2 separate regions of the Homo sapiens genome follow, and region 2 is linked to region 1. Evidence: read pairs that join two places in POLR2A ChIA-PET (ENCODE). Cell type or tissue: B cell. All regions are shown on one strand. Each heading gives the region's core, and the rest is flanking DNA. Links, peaks and the distances in the headings are about the cores only.

Region 1 (8,333 bases), core at 43-8,042:
TTTGAATGAACGTCTGCTGCATACTCTCTGCTAGAGAAATGCGGAGATGGTGAAGCCAGTCTCTGCCTATGAACAGCTCTCATGGAAACCATAAATTGAAACCTGTAGCAGTAACACTGCATATAAGTAAAAGGGCAACTTGGTTATATGCATGCACAAGGTGCAGGTAGCATAAAGGGAGGCGTAATTAACACCAACTTCAGGACATCCACACCTGGAAGAATTTTTAAATGGTGCCTAACGTTTGACCAAATGGATTACAGGGAAGAGAAGGGTATGTTCAGCAGATGGTATATAGTGTGTGAAGGCTTTGAGGTATGACACAGCATTATGTGTAAGGCAACTCACACCCACATCTTAAAGGACATGGGCAAGGAGTGACTGGTAACAAATCCAAGGGTCATATCTAGTGTGTCACGCCAATGGGCTTGGACTTAATCCTTTCTTTCTCCTCCTCTTCCCCCGGTCACTATTCAACTTGCCTCAGTAAGTATTTATTGAGTATATTCTATGTGCCAGGCATTGTGAGGAGCAAAAATAGACAAGGGCCTTGGCTTTGTGGGGCTTAAAGTCTATTGAAAGGCAGTCTTGAATCAAATAATTAATGGGTGCCATCATTGAATGTTAAGCCAGCTCCTGAAGCATCAAAGACATGACTAGAGTCCAAAATGGAAACCTCAGAGTTTAAGAGTAGGTTATTACAGGGGACCTGGAAGATACAGGGCTAGTGTATATTTCTGTATTTTTAACCAGATAAATGCAGTGCTTCTCTTCTCCACATTCCTTTCCTCCTCCCATCCTAACAATGCAACTACAATAGATCAGGAGTCCCAAATCCCCGGGTCACAGATCAGTACTGGTCCATGGCCTGCTAGGGGCCACACAGCAGACGGTGAGTGGCAGGGGAGTGTGCAAAGCTTCATCTGTATTTACAGTCACTCCTCATCACTCACACATTATTGCCTGAGCTCAGCCTCTTGTCAGATCAGCAGCGGCATTAGATTCTCATAGGAGCACAAACTCTACTGTGAACTCTGCATGCGAGGGATCTAGGTTACATGCTCCTTAGGACAGTCTAATGCCTGGTGTTCTTTCACTGTCTCCCATCAACCCCATAAAGGACCATCTAGTTGCAGGAAAACAAGCTCAGGGATCCCACTGATTCTACATTATGGTGAGTTGTATAATCACTTCATTATATATTCCAGTGTAATAATAATAGAAAGAAAGTACACAATAAATGTAATGTGCCTGAATCATCTCAAAACCATCTCCCCACTCCTACCAAACCGGTCCACGGAAAAGTTGTCTTTAATGAAACTGGTCCCTGGTGCCAAAAAGGTTGGGGACTGCTGCAATAGATAGTATTTGTTGGTTTCAGGATTCTTTTAGATTTCTTACTATAGTACTTTCTTTCTAGACCACACCTACTACTACAACCATTTCTAATTTATATTGACTTTTGGCAGGGGAGGCAAGGGTAGGAAGGAAAGTTTTATAGGAGGACAAGTCTTTTTAGTAAGTGATCAAGCAGGCTGGGCTTGGTGGCTCCTGCCTGTAATCCCAGCACTTTGGGAGGCCGAGGCGGGTGGATAATGAGGTCAAGTGTTCGAGACCGGCTTCGCCAACATGGTGAAACCTCGTCTCTACTAAAGATAAGAAAATTAGCTGGGCATGTTGGCGGGTGCCTGCAGTCCCAGCTACTCGAAAAGCTGAGGCAGGAGAATTGCTTGAACCCGGGAGGCAGACGTTGCAGTGAGCCGAGATCGTGCCACTGCCCTCCAGCCTGGGAAACAGAGTGAGACTCTGTCTCAAAAAAAAAAAAAAAAAAAAAAAAAAAAAAAAAAAAGTGATCAGGCAAAGAACTGAAAGGAGAGAGAATGAGGAAAACAAAAACTATTATAAGTTTCAAGGTATGAAAAGACTTTATAATCAAGGTCTTCTAACCAAATATTCCTAATTAGATTTTTTTAATTTTCCATATCTTTAAGAAATATTTTTCAGTTTGTGACAGGAAATAGACCCTTTAGCTTGGACCAAGGCTACTAGGCACTGGCCAAGTATAAAAGGCATAGCTCTACTCTGCTCCATTTAGCTTGTTTCTTTATCCTTGGCTCTGTCATTTATCACAATTTGGAATTGTCAACATGAGCCTGAACACTAAAAAAAATTCTGCTAACAAAGGCACTGTGTTTTCCATGCCTGAGTCAACCCACTGCCCTTTCCTAAATGCCAAAGATGGGGAAATGGGATGGAATTTCCTGGATTACTACTTGTACTTAAACCTGAGTAAGTTTTGAATTTGGAAGACACATTCCAGCCAGAGAGGGTGGATTTTGGACCCATGTTCGAGTGTATCAGCCACCCAGATTGGTTTTATTTAAGAAACAGATAAACAAAATATCTTAAAGTATCTGTTATTTCTAGCCAGAAGTAACTTTCATATGGTTTAATTAATAGACCTGCCTTGGCTCATCTTGACTTACAGAGCTGGGGTTCTATATTCTAGCCCTGTTCTCCCCAGTTAACAGTCCTCAGAGGAAGAAACGAGTCCATAAGGCAGAATTTAAAAGCTGTGTACAAATTTAACATTTTTACCCATGGCAAGACATCTAGAGTAACTGAATTATTGACTGTCTTTGCTTTTGGCAAGGCAAGACAGCAATAGAGGATGGAAATTCAACAAAAGTATCAGGTGTGTATATACATATGACATTCTAAAAGGGAAAAATGAATTATTCCTTAATCATCTATTAAATAAGCTAAGTTTATTTTTTAAAAACGTTTAAGCCCAAGAGGAGAAAATATGAAAGGAAATGTTAGTTATGCGAAAGGTTCTAGGTAGTCAAGAATTCCTTTTTCTTTTCTGAAACCCACTTAAATTCATTTGCAGCAGCCCTAGGGGGTTGTCAGAATCACATTCTGGTTAAGTAGTGTCAGTGTGTCAGATCAAAGAAGAAATAAATCATCCTCCTCCTCCTCCTGTTGTGTGCAATAAAGTAGCCCATTCAAAACTGGATTCACAGTAACCAACTGTGTCATGTAAACAAAGCAATCTTCAGATTCACCTTGTAGGATGGTGACAGGTAAATTAACAAGGAAGTTGAGAACAAGAAGGAAAGCTACCTGGGATAAATTCACGGTTTTTTTTTTTTGTTTTTTTGTTTTGTTTTGTTTCCTTCAGTGACTTTCAAAACGTCAGCAATCAGCCCTGAAGTGTTTGGAATGCATACTGAATTGCTACAGGGATAAATATACCATTGCCAGAATCTTCTGTAGGACAGTCTTACTAGAAATCAGTAATCCTGAGGCTGAGCACAGTGGCTGTCACCTGTAATCCCAGCACTTTGGGAGGCTGAGGCAGGCAGATCACTTGAGGCCAGGAGTTTGAGACCAGCCTGGCCAACATGGTGATACCTGTTTCTACTAAAAGTACAAAAATTAGCTGGGCACAATGGTGGGCACCTGTAATCCCAGCTACTCAGGAGGCTGAGGCAGGAGAAGCGCCTGAACCCAGGAGGCGGAGATTGCAGTAAGCCAAGATCACACCATTGCATTCTAGCCTGGGTGACAGAGCAAGACTCTATCTTAAAAAAAAAAAAAAAAAAAAATTGAGCAAATAAAAAGTTGTTTATCTCATGGAAACCACGAGGAAAATACACAAGAAAAAGTATAGTAGGCTGGGTGCAGCAGTTCACACCTGTAATCCCAGCACTTTAGGAGGCTAAGGGAGGAGGACTGCTTGAGCTCAGAAGTTTCAGACCAGCCTGGGCAACATAATGAGGCCCTGTTTCTACTAAAAAAAAAAAAAAAAAATTAGCTAGGTGTGGTGGCATGCACCTGTAGTCCCAGCTACTTGGGAGGCTGAGCCAGGGGGATCACTTGAGCCTGGGAGGTTGAGGCTGCAGTGAGCTATGATTACTACACCCTTGCACTCCAGCCTGGGTGACAGTGAGATGCTGTCTAAAAAAAAAAAAAAAAAAAACACATTATATGACATAGTTCATTGACTATTATTTACATAGTTTCAATAAATATTAAATATGGAGCCAGCCAAAATTAATTTGTCTATTTGAATCCCTCTGGGACATTCTAGCCTGTTGCAGTGTAGATCTTTCTTTCTGTGCTGGGTGTCATTCTGGAACATTCCGTGTTATATGCTTGGGGATTCCTTTCACCTTTGTTTTGGGTTGAAGCTCCTGTTTCCCAGATCCCTTGATTTCTTTCAAGCTTTACTGTCATTTTAGTCAAAAACCTTCTCATTTCCCTAGGAAGGGTATATACATGTTTTTTTCAATAGCCTGAATGTTTACAAACCTTTCTGTTTAATTGCTAGTTTAAATGCTTATGGAATTCTGATTGAAATAGTTTTCCCTCCAAATTTTGAAGGCTTTTTGCTTCATTACCTTGTGGCTTCCATTGTTGCTTTGAGAAGTACAAAGCATTCTAGTGCTTTGATTCTAGACCCTTTGGGACCTGTCTTTTTCCTCTGAAAGCTTATGGGTTTCTCTTTGTCCCCAGTGTTATGAAATTCATAAAAATATGTCTTGGTGTGGGTATTTCAACCCGTGTGCCGGACCCTTTCAATTCAGAAAATCAGATCCTTAATTCTGGAATTAATTCTTTATTTTCTTTCCTCTGTCTTCTTTATTATCTTTTTCTGAACTCCTGTAATTTGGAATTTGAACCTCTTGGGTTATGTCTACTTTTCTTACTTTTCTTCTCCTATCTTCCAACTCTTTTTTGTTTTACCCTTTGGAAATGTTACATTTCTTTTAACCTTTCTTTTGCTTTTTTTCTATTTCTATTATCATGTTACTTCCAAAAGCTCTTATTCTAAGTCTTTAAATAGAAATTTGTTCTAGTCTCATAGATAAAACCATCTTTTAGCTTTTAACTGTGAATAATTGTCATAATTGATTTTTCTGTTTGTTTTGCTCTCTCATGAGGTTTTCTGAAGATGCCTGACAAACTGTCCTGTGCTCAAATTTTAAAATAAGGCATAAAATAATTAATCAGAGGTTCTGTGCTCATAGGCGGAGCTTGTCAACTTTGTGTTTCTGTGTATGGCAATCTTGCTAGATAATTTACACAGGAAACCTCCAATATCATTATCTTTGGGTCCTTACAATTTGGCAGTCAGATTCCCCAGAGAAGAATCTTCCATTCTGACCCCTGGGGATATAAATATAAGCCTGGCTACCAAAACTGTACAATGAGAAGAAAGGCTGAAGACTCAACATTCAGAATCCTTTCTTTTCCATCCAGTATTCCCTGCTCCTGTTCTGTCTAGGGTCCCCTGGTCAGAGGCCCTCTTGTATTGCCTGCAAGATAACAAATGTAGGGTCTTGTACCACACAGGAAAAGAACTGTCACCTGGCTATTTGATATTGTGAGGGGGCAGTGGAGGGCTGTAACTGAAACAGACTTTTGAACCAAACTTTTCCTTTTCGCCCTAACTTCATTCTCTACCTTCTTTAGAAATATTGTGAGCCTTCAATTTTGCTTCACAGCTTTTTCCTACTGCTGACTTGAATATTCAGCTTTCTGCAGTCTAAGTCATTTGCTATTTCCAGTTCCCAAATTTTGTTGCTCTCATTTCTACCTTATCTAAAATGATACTCCCAATTCAATATTGTCTCTCATAATACCCTGTATGTTCTTTCCACAACAATCATCATCTTTAATTATTTTCCTTTATTATTTATCTCTGCCACTAGACCATTAGCTATCTGAGGGAAGACTGGTTCTTATTTATTTTTCATGCCTATCACAGCAATGAACTATGGCACAGAGACTAGGAATATAGGGTCAGGAGTCTGGGTTCAAATCCCAGCTCTCCCACTTAGTTACATACATACCCTTGGATAAAAAATCTCTCTGTGAGTCTCATTTTTCATCAGCAACAGTGGGATAATAGTAAACGTTTCTCCTAGAGCTTTTTGGATCATTTAGTAATTCAAATAAAGTGCTCAGTACTTATCTGACACTTGTAAGCAACAAGTAAGTGCAACGTAAGGCAGGTGCAGGATAGGGCCGGGCGCGGTGGCTCACACCTATAATCCCAGCACTTTGGAAGGCCGAGGGAGGCGGATCACTTGAGGCCAGGAATTCAAGACCAGCTTCCATAGTGAAACCCCCTCTGTACTGAAAATACAAAAATTAGCCGGGTGTGGTGGCACACACCTGTAGTCCCAGCTACTCCAGAGGCTGAGGCAGGAGAATCACTTGAACCTGAAAGGTGGAGATTGCAGTGAGCCGAGAACGCACCACTGCATTGCAGCCTGGGCAGCCTGGGCGAGACTCTGTCTCAAAACAAACAAAAAACAAAGTAAGGCAGGTGCAAGATAAAAATGAATAAGTAAAAAGAAAAAAAATGAATAAGTAAGTATCCTAACACATATGGTTTGAAAATATGGTTGCTATATATATTTCATACTTAGATGAATTTGGGGCATACACTTCTATCCCCTTTGATTAGACCAATAACCTTAAGGTCTTCTGTGACTTTTTCCTCCAACAGGATATCCATCACAAGGGTCACCGCTGACATCTCGCTTGCCAAACGCTCGGTATTAAACAATCCCAGTAAGCACGCAATAATAGAAAGATCCAACACAAGGTCAAGCTTAGGTAAGTCTGTGCAATGAGCTTAAGCTTTTTAAACTCTCCTCTCCCGATGTTGATGATGAGAAGACCTAACAAGATGATAATTCCATGTGTCACAGAGTATAGAAAAAACAGGTGTGTGCTGCCAGTCGCTGTTGCTATGGTCTTACTGATTTCATGGTGTGGAAGGATTTGTTATGATAGTTTCAAGTTAAGAATTCCACAGGCTGTCAGCATTAATGTTTTGGTTGTGGTTTGTTTTCACTAACATGAGCTTTGGTGTCTGCAGACTCTAAGATCTCCTGGCTTTGCATCAGTGTTACCATGAGCAAGTTTATTAACCTTTTGAAGCCTCCATTTCCTCATCCTAAAAAAGAAATAAAATAACTACCTCATAGAATCATTGCAAGGATTAAACATGATATGTGCTCAATAAATGATATCCATTATTATCCTAAATATTCCTTAATTCCAGTTATATATCAATAATGAAATCATTCTCAGGAGAGTGTAATTTGTGGGTGTGGAAATTAGTAAAAGATGAAGTCAATTCCTGGCTATATTTATTGATAGATATCAATATGTTTGTTTTATTTGTAAAAACAGTGTAGGGAGTTATTGTGTTTACAGAGATGGTATGTGGATACTGCTTATTAACGTATACTGAATTGATCACACTGAGACCCTTCAGCTGCTATTTAATCTTTTTGGTATGTGCTTGGAGTTTTAGGTTAATCACTGTTACACATGTTGCTTACTGGATGGTTAGGTTTCTGTTTTTATAAAGTAAACTTTCTGAGAGTTGTGTCAGATCTTTGAGCTTAATTTTTCTCTGTTTATAGGTTAGATATACAAATCCTCTGAGAGGCTGGTTTCTAACATAGAAGTTCTTCGTTTACTCTGAAGTATGATTATATAAATAACAGAAAAACTATTATAAATAATAAGCTTTATATGTTAGCAATGAGCATGATACATTATAGAACTCAGTTTTGTTTCTCACCTAACAACCCTTCGTTGGCAAAACTTCAGTAACAGGTTTAGAAATATATTTGAGGAAAAAATGTAATCATGTGTTTTGCTTATAGCAATTCCTTTTTATGTCCTTATCATCTGTCACAGTTAAAACTCTTTCCACACATCATTTGATGCTCACAAGAATTACTTTTTATTTTGACTTTTTTGAGAGAGGGTCGCACTCTGTTACCCAGGCTGGAGTACAGTGGTGTGGATCATGGCTCACTGCACCTTGACCTCATGGGCTCAATCAAACCTCCCACCTCAGCCTCCTGAGTATCTGGGACTACAGGCACATGCCACTACATTGGGCTAATTTTTTGTAGAGAGGGAGTCTCACTATGTTGCCCACGCTGGTCTCCAATTCCCAGGCTTGGGCAATCCTGCCTTGGCCTCCTGAAGTGCCAGGACTATAGGTATGAGCCACTGTGCCTGGCCAAGAATTATTATAAAATGCTTATTTCATAAATTAAACTGAATTAACAAAGTCAAGTAATTTTTTAGACTCATCAGTGGAATCAATTACATAACAGATTTCCTTAGATTGCCAAGATTTTTTTTACAACTACTGATTATACATTGTTTTTAAATGAATTTTCCAGTCTATGTATTTCATTGAGCATACACTAGATACCAAATATCATGTGGAAGCCCATGAATAAAAAAAGAAACTGATGAAGCCCCTTCCCTCAAGGAGCTGGGTGTAG
Region 2 (8,333 bases), core at 6-8,005, 100 kb after region 1:
AAGAAACCAGTAATTCAGTGATGCATTACTTTTAAAATTGTTTACTGTATATAAAGTTTAACTGATGCATTTATAATGAAAATAACTGTGATATTGAGCTTCTACTAAAAAATCAGAGGAAGAAAACTCCTTTTTCTAAATCCCATGGCAATGAAAGGGGGGGAAAAGAATAAAAATCTGAGGAGAAAATTCCATTTGCAATAAAACTAAGAAACAGCTATAATTGCGATGATGAGAAAAAATTGGCTGACAGTGAACTTTGAGCCAAACCTAGTTTCTCAGCACGGTGTGGAGTCTCTGAAAAGGAGAGGCTCCTGGAGGCTTAATCAAACATTTATTACTTAGGACCAGGACCACAGGCTTAGTGGAAAAGAAATCAGAATCTAGGAATGTCTTACCAGTATCCTGTTCAGAGGAGACAAGTGTGAAAGAAGAAATGGATTGTCAGAAATGGCATAACCAGACAATGTGTTATTTTCTCTAACAAACCTGATCAACTGCCAAAAAGCAGCCCAGGAAAGAGAAAAGAAATAGCAACCAACTTTGCTGCTCATGACTTAAGTTATCTAAGCAGAGATTAAATGAAAAAGAAAGCCTTCCCCACCCTCTGGAAAAAAGGTATGAGCTAAAGCCTTCACAGAGAGCCTCGGCTCTGCTCACCAGGACTAGAGAAAAGCCAGCAGAGAAGATTTGCAGTACTTCCCAGAAAACTTATCTGACTAGTCCCATAGGCATGCTCTTTCCCCCATTCTGGATCCTTCTTGAGCAAACTGCAAATGAGGATGTAACTGTTTCCATTCAATGCATGATAAGCAGAAATAATTCATTCTGCATTCATTGGTGGCACACACATACACAAAAAGCAGAAGGTAGATTTTAAAAATGTAAACCAAACAAAAGGAAAAATAATTCAAGTACCACTGTATTTTCAGAGAAATTAAAGGAAAAACCTCAAAAAAGGGATAAAAGAACAAAGATGAAAGTAAACTAGCAGCTAAGAAAATAAAGGACAATAAAACTTCTGAATAAGGATTTACAAGCAGAAAGAGGTAATACATCCCTATGACTAGATAGTATTTTCAATCCCCATTTTAGAGATAAGAAAAGCAAAGCACAGACAAGATAAAACTTATCTCCTATACTATTGACAAGAGAGCCACTTTGAAACAGAGCCAAAGTGACCAAGACAGGCCTAACAACAAATGGGCTGGGTGCGGTGGCTCATGCCTATAATCCCAGCACTTTGGGAGGCTGAGGAGGGTGGATCACTAGGTCAGGAGATTGAGACCATCCTGGCTAAAAAAATACAAAAAAAAAATTAGCCGGGCATGGTGGCAGGTACCTGTAGCCTACTAGGGAGGCTGAGGCAGGAGAATGGCGTAGACCCGGGATGTAGAGCTTGCAGTGAGAGCTCCTGGCACTGAACTTCAGCCTGGGAGACAGAGCGAGACTCTGTCTCAAAAAAAAAAAAAAAAAGAACGAATGCGGAAGAAAAAGATCAGTGAATGGAGTTGAAGAATATGTTAACAGAAAAAAAAAATTAAAGTAACAGGCTTGAGACTGCGGTTCTTAGAAAGGGTTGCTTGAGAGGATGGGTCTTGGCTAGCTAAGCAGCTAGAAACTGGAATGAGTTCCCAGCAGTGACATAAAACCTTCCCTAATGATAAATAAGAGTGGCTCACAATTCCTAAACTCTGTACAAGCAAGGTACAAACACATGTTTATTCGGAGCACCTGCTTTCCTTTCGGGAGTCTGGGAATTTCGGTACATGCTACGCAGAGGGTGCCTATGTGACCAGCCCAATAAAACCCTTGGGCACCAAGCCTCTGATGAGCTTTTCTTCTAGACAACTATTTTACATGTCACAATTAGGTGCTGGAGGAATTAAGCATGTCCTATGGGACCTCACTGAGACAGCCTGTGTTTGGTTTCTTCCAAACTTCACCCCATGCCTCTTTTCCCTTGCTGGTTTTGCTTCTGTATGCTTTCATGTAATAAACCATAGCCATTGGTGTGACCGTATGCTAGGTTCTGTGAGTCTTAGCCAATCACTAAACCTGAGGGCTGTCTTGGGAATCTCTGATGCAGGTAATATCTGTGCCAGAAACACAGCACACAAAGTCCTGCTGTCTTTATAAAAGAGAATACAGAAAATGTAAGAGAAAAATATTCAAAGAAATAATGGAAGACCTATATAACTGAAAAGCTACACTGTGTCTCATCAAAAGCTAAGAGGAAATAGGCTGAGTGTGGTGGCTCACACCTGAAATCCCAGCACTTTGGAAGGCCGAGGTTGGTGGATCACCCGATTCAAGAGTTTGAAGACCAGCCTGACCAACATGGTAAAACTCCGTCTCTACTAAAAATACAAAAGTCAGCCGGGTATGGTGGTGGGCACCTGTAATCCCAGCTACTCCGGAGGGTGAGGCAGGAGAATCACTTGAATCCGGGACGCAAAAGCTGCAGTGAGCCGAGATCGCGCCACTGCACTCCAGCCTGGGTGACAGAGTGAGACTATGTGTTTTTTTTTTAAAAAAAAAAAAAAAAAAAAAAAAAAAAGATAAAGAACTAAGAGGAAATAATCAAAATCAAGCATTACACTGGCTAAATGTCTAAAGTTGAATAACTAAGAATTCCACAGATCTCCAATCAAAAGACAACGTACTGTTAAAAGGAAAAGTTTTTGGTGGGCCTTAGATTTCTTCACAATAACATTTAATGCCACAGGTTATAAAAGCAATGTCTACAAAGTGCTAAGGGAAATACTATGTGGCCTGAAACGACCAGACTCAGCCAACTTGTTTTATAAACAAAAAGGCAACAGGCAGACATTCTCAATCAAGAAAGTAACGCAGTACGTAAGAGTCACACTTTGGGAAAGGGCAGGGGGTGCGGGAGATCTGCTAAGTGACTGTACTCACCAATAAAGACATTAATAAAGATAAGAAATGAGAAATAAACTGTGCCATAAGGACCGAAAGCAAACACTGCATCCATGTGAATTATACTTGGGAAATAACAATGTTACAAAGCTTGACAATGTTTAAAAAAAAAAAAACAGAAAAACTGGCCAGGCATGGTGGCTCCTGCTTGTAATCCCAACACTTTGGGAGGCCGAGGAGGGTGGATCACTTGAGCTCAGGAGCTCGAGACCAGCCTGGGCAACACGGCGAGACCCCATCTCAAAACAAAAATAAAAAAACAGTAAATACAAATTAGCTGGTAAAATTTTAGGGAAAATTTAACTCCAGTAATCTCCTCATTTCTCATAATGGAAAGTCAAAAGAGACTTAATGGGCCGGACACAGTGGCTCACGCCTGTAATCCCAGCACTTTAGGAGGCTGAGGCAGGCAGATTACCTGAGATCAGGAATTCGAGACCAACCTGGCCAACATGGTGAAACCCTGTCTCTACTAAAAATACAAAAATTAGCTCAGCGTGATGCCAGACGCCTGTAATTCCATATACTCAGGAGGCTGAGGCAGGATAATCACTTGAACACGGAGGTGGAGGTTGCAGTGAGCCGAGATCGTGCCATTGCACTCTAGCTTGGGCAACAAGGGCAAGACTCCGTCCTGGGTGGGGGAAAAAAAAAGATGGAAATCGAGTAGGCTGAAAGAGAAGACAAATCCAGTCTCATTTGGATTTCAAGAGATTTATGCTGTTGAATTACATATTCAATTGTGAAAGAAAGGAAGAAAATTAATGTTCTGGCCTGCTTGAACTATTTTAAGACTTTTATCAAAAAGGGAGGAGCACGAATTGAGAGAATACAGAAATTCCTTAAAATTACAAATTGATTTTTGGCCTAAAAAGTTCTACTGATCCAAATGTAGCCTTTACAAAATGCTGGTTGAGATGTTTTAAAGGCTCTTTTATCAAGACAAGTCTGGCATTCAGTTTTCTCCTGAAGTCATTAAATTACCAGACAAAAATCTTCTTCCAGAAATTAAAATATATTTCACCAGTACCTGAAATCTCGTCTTAAGTAAACTGAAGAAACCAAAATTTTATTTTAAATCTCATTTCAAGTAAACTGAAGAAACCAGTAATTCAGTGATGCATTACTGTTAAAATTGTTTACTGTATATAAAGTTTAACTGATTCATTTGTATTTTAAATAACTGTGATATCGAGCTTTTAGTAAAAAATCAGAGGAAGAAAACACCCTTTTCTAAATCCCATGGAAATGAAAAGGGGAGAAAAAAGAATAAAAATCTGAGGAGAAGAATAGGAACAGCTCCGGTCTACAGCTCCCAGCGTGAGCGACGCAGAAGACGGGTGATTTCTGCATTTCCATCTGAGGTACCGGGTTCATCTCACTAGGGAGTGCCAGACAGTGGGCGCAGGTCAGTGGGTGCGCGCACCGTGCCCGAGCCAAAGCAGGGCGAGGCATTGCCTCACTCGGGAAGCACAAGGGGTCAGGGAGTTCCCTTTCCTAGTCAAAGAAAGGGGTGACAGACGGCACCTGGAAAATTGGGTCACTCCCACCCCAATACCGCGCTTTTCCGATTGGCTTAAAAACCGGAGCACCAGGAGACTATATCCCGCGGCTCGGAGGGTCCTACGCCCACGGAGTCTCGCTGATTGCTAACGCAGCAGTCTGAGATCAAACTGTAAGGCGGCAGCCAGGCTGGGGGAGGGGCGCCAGCCATTGCCCAGGCTTGCTTAGGCAAACAAAGCAGCTAGGAAGCTCCAACTGGGTGGAGCCCACCACAGCTCAAGGAGGCCTGCCTGCCTCTGTAGGCTCCACCTCTGGGGGCAGGGCACAGACAAACAAATAGACAGCAGTAACCTCTGCACACTTAAATGTCCCTGTCTGATAGCTTTGAAGAGAGCAGTGGTTCTCCCAGCACGCAGCTGGAGATCTGAGAACGGGCAGACTGCCTCAAGTGGGTCCCTGACCCCTGACCCCTGAGCAGCCTAACTGGGAGGCACCCCCAAGCAGGGGCAGACTGACACCTCACACGGTCAGGTACTCCAACAGACCTGCAGCTGAGGGTCCTGTCTGTTAGAAGGAAAACTAACAAACAGAAAGGACATCCACACCAAAAACCCATCTGTACATCACCATCATCAAAGACCAAAAGTAGATAAAACCACAAAGATGGGGAAAAAACAGAGCAGAAAAACTGGAAACTCTAAAAAGCAGAGCACCTCTCCTCCTCCAAAGGAATACAGTTCCTCACCAGCAATGGAACAAAGCTGGATGGAGAATGACTTTGAGGAGCTGAGAGAAGAAGGCTTCAGACGACCAAATTACTCCGAGCTACGGGAGGAAATTCAAACCAAAGGCATTGAAGTTGAAAACTTTGAAAAAAGTTTAGAAGAATCTATAACTAGAATAACCAATACAGAAAAGTGCTTAAAGGAGCTGAGGGAGCTGAAAACCAAGGCTCGAGAACTACGTGAAGAATGTAGAAGCCTCAGGAGCCAATGTGATCAACTGGAAGAAAGGGTATCAGCGATGGAAGATGAACTGAATGAAATGAAGCAAGAAGGGAAGTTTAGAGAAAAAAGAATAAAAAGAAATGAGGAAAGCCTCCAAGAAATATGGGACTATGTGAAAAGACCAAATCTACGTCGATTGGTGTACCAGAAAGTGACGGGGAGAATGGAATCAAGTTGGAAAACACTCTGCAGGATATTATCCAGGAGAACTTCCCCACTCTAGCAAGGCAGGCCAACATTCAGATTCAGGAAATACAGAGAACGCCACAAAGATACTCCTCGAGAAGAGCAACTCCAAGACACATAATTGTCAGATTCACCAAAGTTGAAATGAAGGAAAAAATGTTCAGGGCAGCCAGAGAGAAAGGTCGGGTTACCCACAAAGGGAAGCCCATCAGACTAACAGCAGGTCTCTTGGCAGAAACTCTACAAGCCAGAAGAGAGTGGGGGCAAATATTCAACATTCTTAAAGAAAAGAATTTTCAACCCAGAATTTCATATCCACCCAAACTAAGCTTCATAAGTGAAGGAAAAATAAAATCCTTTACAGACAAGCAAATGCTGAGAGATTTTGTCACCACCAGGCCTGCCCTAAAAGAGCTCCTGAAGGAAGCACTAAACATGGAAAGGAACAACTGCTACCAGCCACTGCAAAATCATGCCAAAATGTAAAGACCATCAAGACTAGGAAGAAACTGCATGAACTAACGAGCAAAATAACCAGCTAACATCATAATGACAGGATCAAATTCACACATAACAATATTAACTTTAAATGTAAATGGACTAAATGCTCCAATTAAAAGACACAGACTGGCAAATTGGATAAAGAGTCAAGACCCATCAGTGTGCTGTATTCAGGAAACCCATCTCATGTGCAGAGACACACATAGGCTCAAAATAAAAGGATGGAGGAAGATCTACCAAGCTAATGGAAAACAAAAAAGGCAGGGGTTACAATCCTAGTCTCTGATAAAACAGACTTTAAACCAACAAAGATCAAAGGAGACAAAGAAGGTCATTACATAATGGTAAAGGGATCAATTCAACAAGAAGAGCTAACTATCCTAAATATATATGCACCCAATACAGGAGCACCCAGATTCATAAAGCAAGTCCTGAGTGACCTACAAAGAGACTTAGACTCCCACACATTAATAATGGGAGACTTTAACACCCCACTGTCAACATTACACAGATCAACGAGACAGAAAGTCAACAAGGATACCCAGGAATTGAACTCAGCTCTGCACCAAGCGGACCTAATAGACATCTACAGAACTCTCCACCCCAAATCAACAGAATATACATTTTTTTCAGCACCACACCACAGCTATTCCAAAATTGACCACATACTTGGAAGTAAAGCTCTCCTCAGCAAATGTAAAAGAACAGAAATTATAACAAACTATCTCTCAGACCACAGTGCAATCAAACTAGAACTCAGGATTAAGAACCTCACTCAAAACTGCTCAGCTACATGGAAACTGAACAACCTGCTCCTGAATGACTACTGGGTACATAACGAAATGAAGGCAGAAATAAAGATGTTCTTTGAAACCAACGAGAACAAAGACACAACATACCAGAATCTCTGGGACACATTCAAAGCAGTATGTAGAGGGAAATTTATAGCACTAAATGCCCACAAGAGAAAGCAGGAAAGATCCAAAATTGACACCCTAACATCACAATTAAAAGAACTAGAAAAGCAAGAGCAAACACATTCAAAAGCTAGCAGAAGGCAAGAAATAACTAAAATCAGAGCAGAACTGAAGGAAATAGAGACACAAAAAATGCTTCAAAAAATCAATGAATCCAGGAGCTGGTTTTTTGAAAGGATCAACAAAATTGATAGACCGCTAGCAAGACTAATAAAGAAAAAAAGAGAGAAGAATCAAATAGATGCGATAAAAAATGACAAAGGGGATATCACCACCAATCCCACAGAAATACAAACTACCATCAGAGAATACTACAAACACCTCTAAGCAAATAAACTAGAAAATCTAGAAGAAATGGATAAATTCCTCAACACATACATTATCCCAAGACTAAACCAGGAAGAAGTTGAATCTCTGAATAGACCAATAACAGGAGCTGAAATTGTGGCAATAATCAATAGCTTACCCACCAAAGAGTCCAGTACCAGATGGATTCACAGCCAAATTCTACCAGAGGTACAAGGAGGAACTGGTACCATTCCTTCTGAAACTATTCCAATCAATAGAAAAAGAGGGAATCCTCCCTAACTCATTTTATGAGGCCAGCATCATCCTGATACCAAAGCTGGGCAGAGACACAACCAAAAAAGAGAATTTTAGACCAATATCCTTGATGAACATTGATGCAAAAATCCTCAATAAAATACTGGCAAACCGAATCCAGCAGCACATCAAAAAGCTTATCCACCATGATCAAGTGGGCTTCATCCCTGGGATGCAAGGCTGGTTCATTATACCCAAATCAATAAATGTAATCCAGCATATAAACAGAACCAAAGACAAAAACCACATGATTATCTCAACAGATGCAGAAAAGGCCTTTGACAAAATTCAATAACCCTTCATGCTAAAAACTCTCAATAAATTAGGTATTGATGGGACGTATCTCAAAATAATAAGAGCTATCTATGACAAACCCACAGCCAATATCATACTGAATGGGCAAAAACTGGAAGCATTCCCTTTGAAAACTGGCACAAGACAGGGATGCCCTCTCTCACCACTCCTATTCAACACAGTGTTGGAAGTTCTGGCCAGGGCAATTAGGCAGGAGAAGGAAATAAAGGGTATTCAATGAGGAAAAGAGGAAGTCAAATTGTCCCTGTTTGCAGATGACATGATTGTATATCTAGAAAACCCCATTGTCTCAGCCCAA

Evidence for each region. Peaks named below come from ENCODE experiments on the same cell type or tissue, not always from the same donor. Only the 100,000 strongest peaks of a DNase experiment are listed, where the experiment ranks them.
Region 2: POLR2A ChIA-PET joins it to region 1 with 12 read pairs; 3 of 35 experiments call an interaction of 5 or more read pairs at or near these places.

What each region holds. Positions count from the first base shown.
Region 1 is chr10:18,521,065-18,529,397 of GRCh38, forward strand. CACNB2 (calcium voltage-gated channel auxiliary subunit beta 2) reads left to right here. Exons shown (of 14, transcript NM_201596.3): 10 at 6,524-6,633. All of the region lies in intron 1 of CACNB2-AS1 (CACNB2 antisense RNA 1), which reads right to left. Among named protein-coding and RNA genes, the nearest start is that of CACNB2-AS1, 14 kb to the right of the region's middle. In B cell, for the core only: no CTCF peak of the experiment used is centred there; no DNase peak of the experiment used is centred there.
Region 2 is chr10:18,623,189-18,631,521 of GRCh38, forward strand. All of the region lies in intron 3 of NSUN6 (NOP2/Sun RNA methyltransferase 6), which reads right to left. Among named protein-coding and RNA genes, the nearest start is that of NSUN6, 24 kb to the right of the region's middle. RefSeq lists an enhancer at 4,510-4,719. In B cell, for the core only: no CTCF peak of the experiment used is centred there; a DNase peak (open chromatin) is centred at 4,623; H3K4me3 peaks cover 893 bases; H3K27ac peaks cover 455 bases.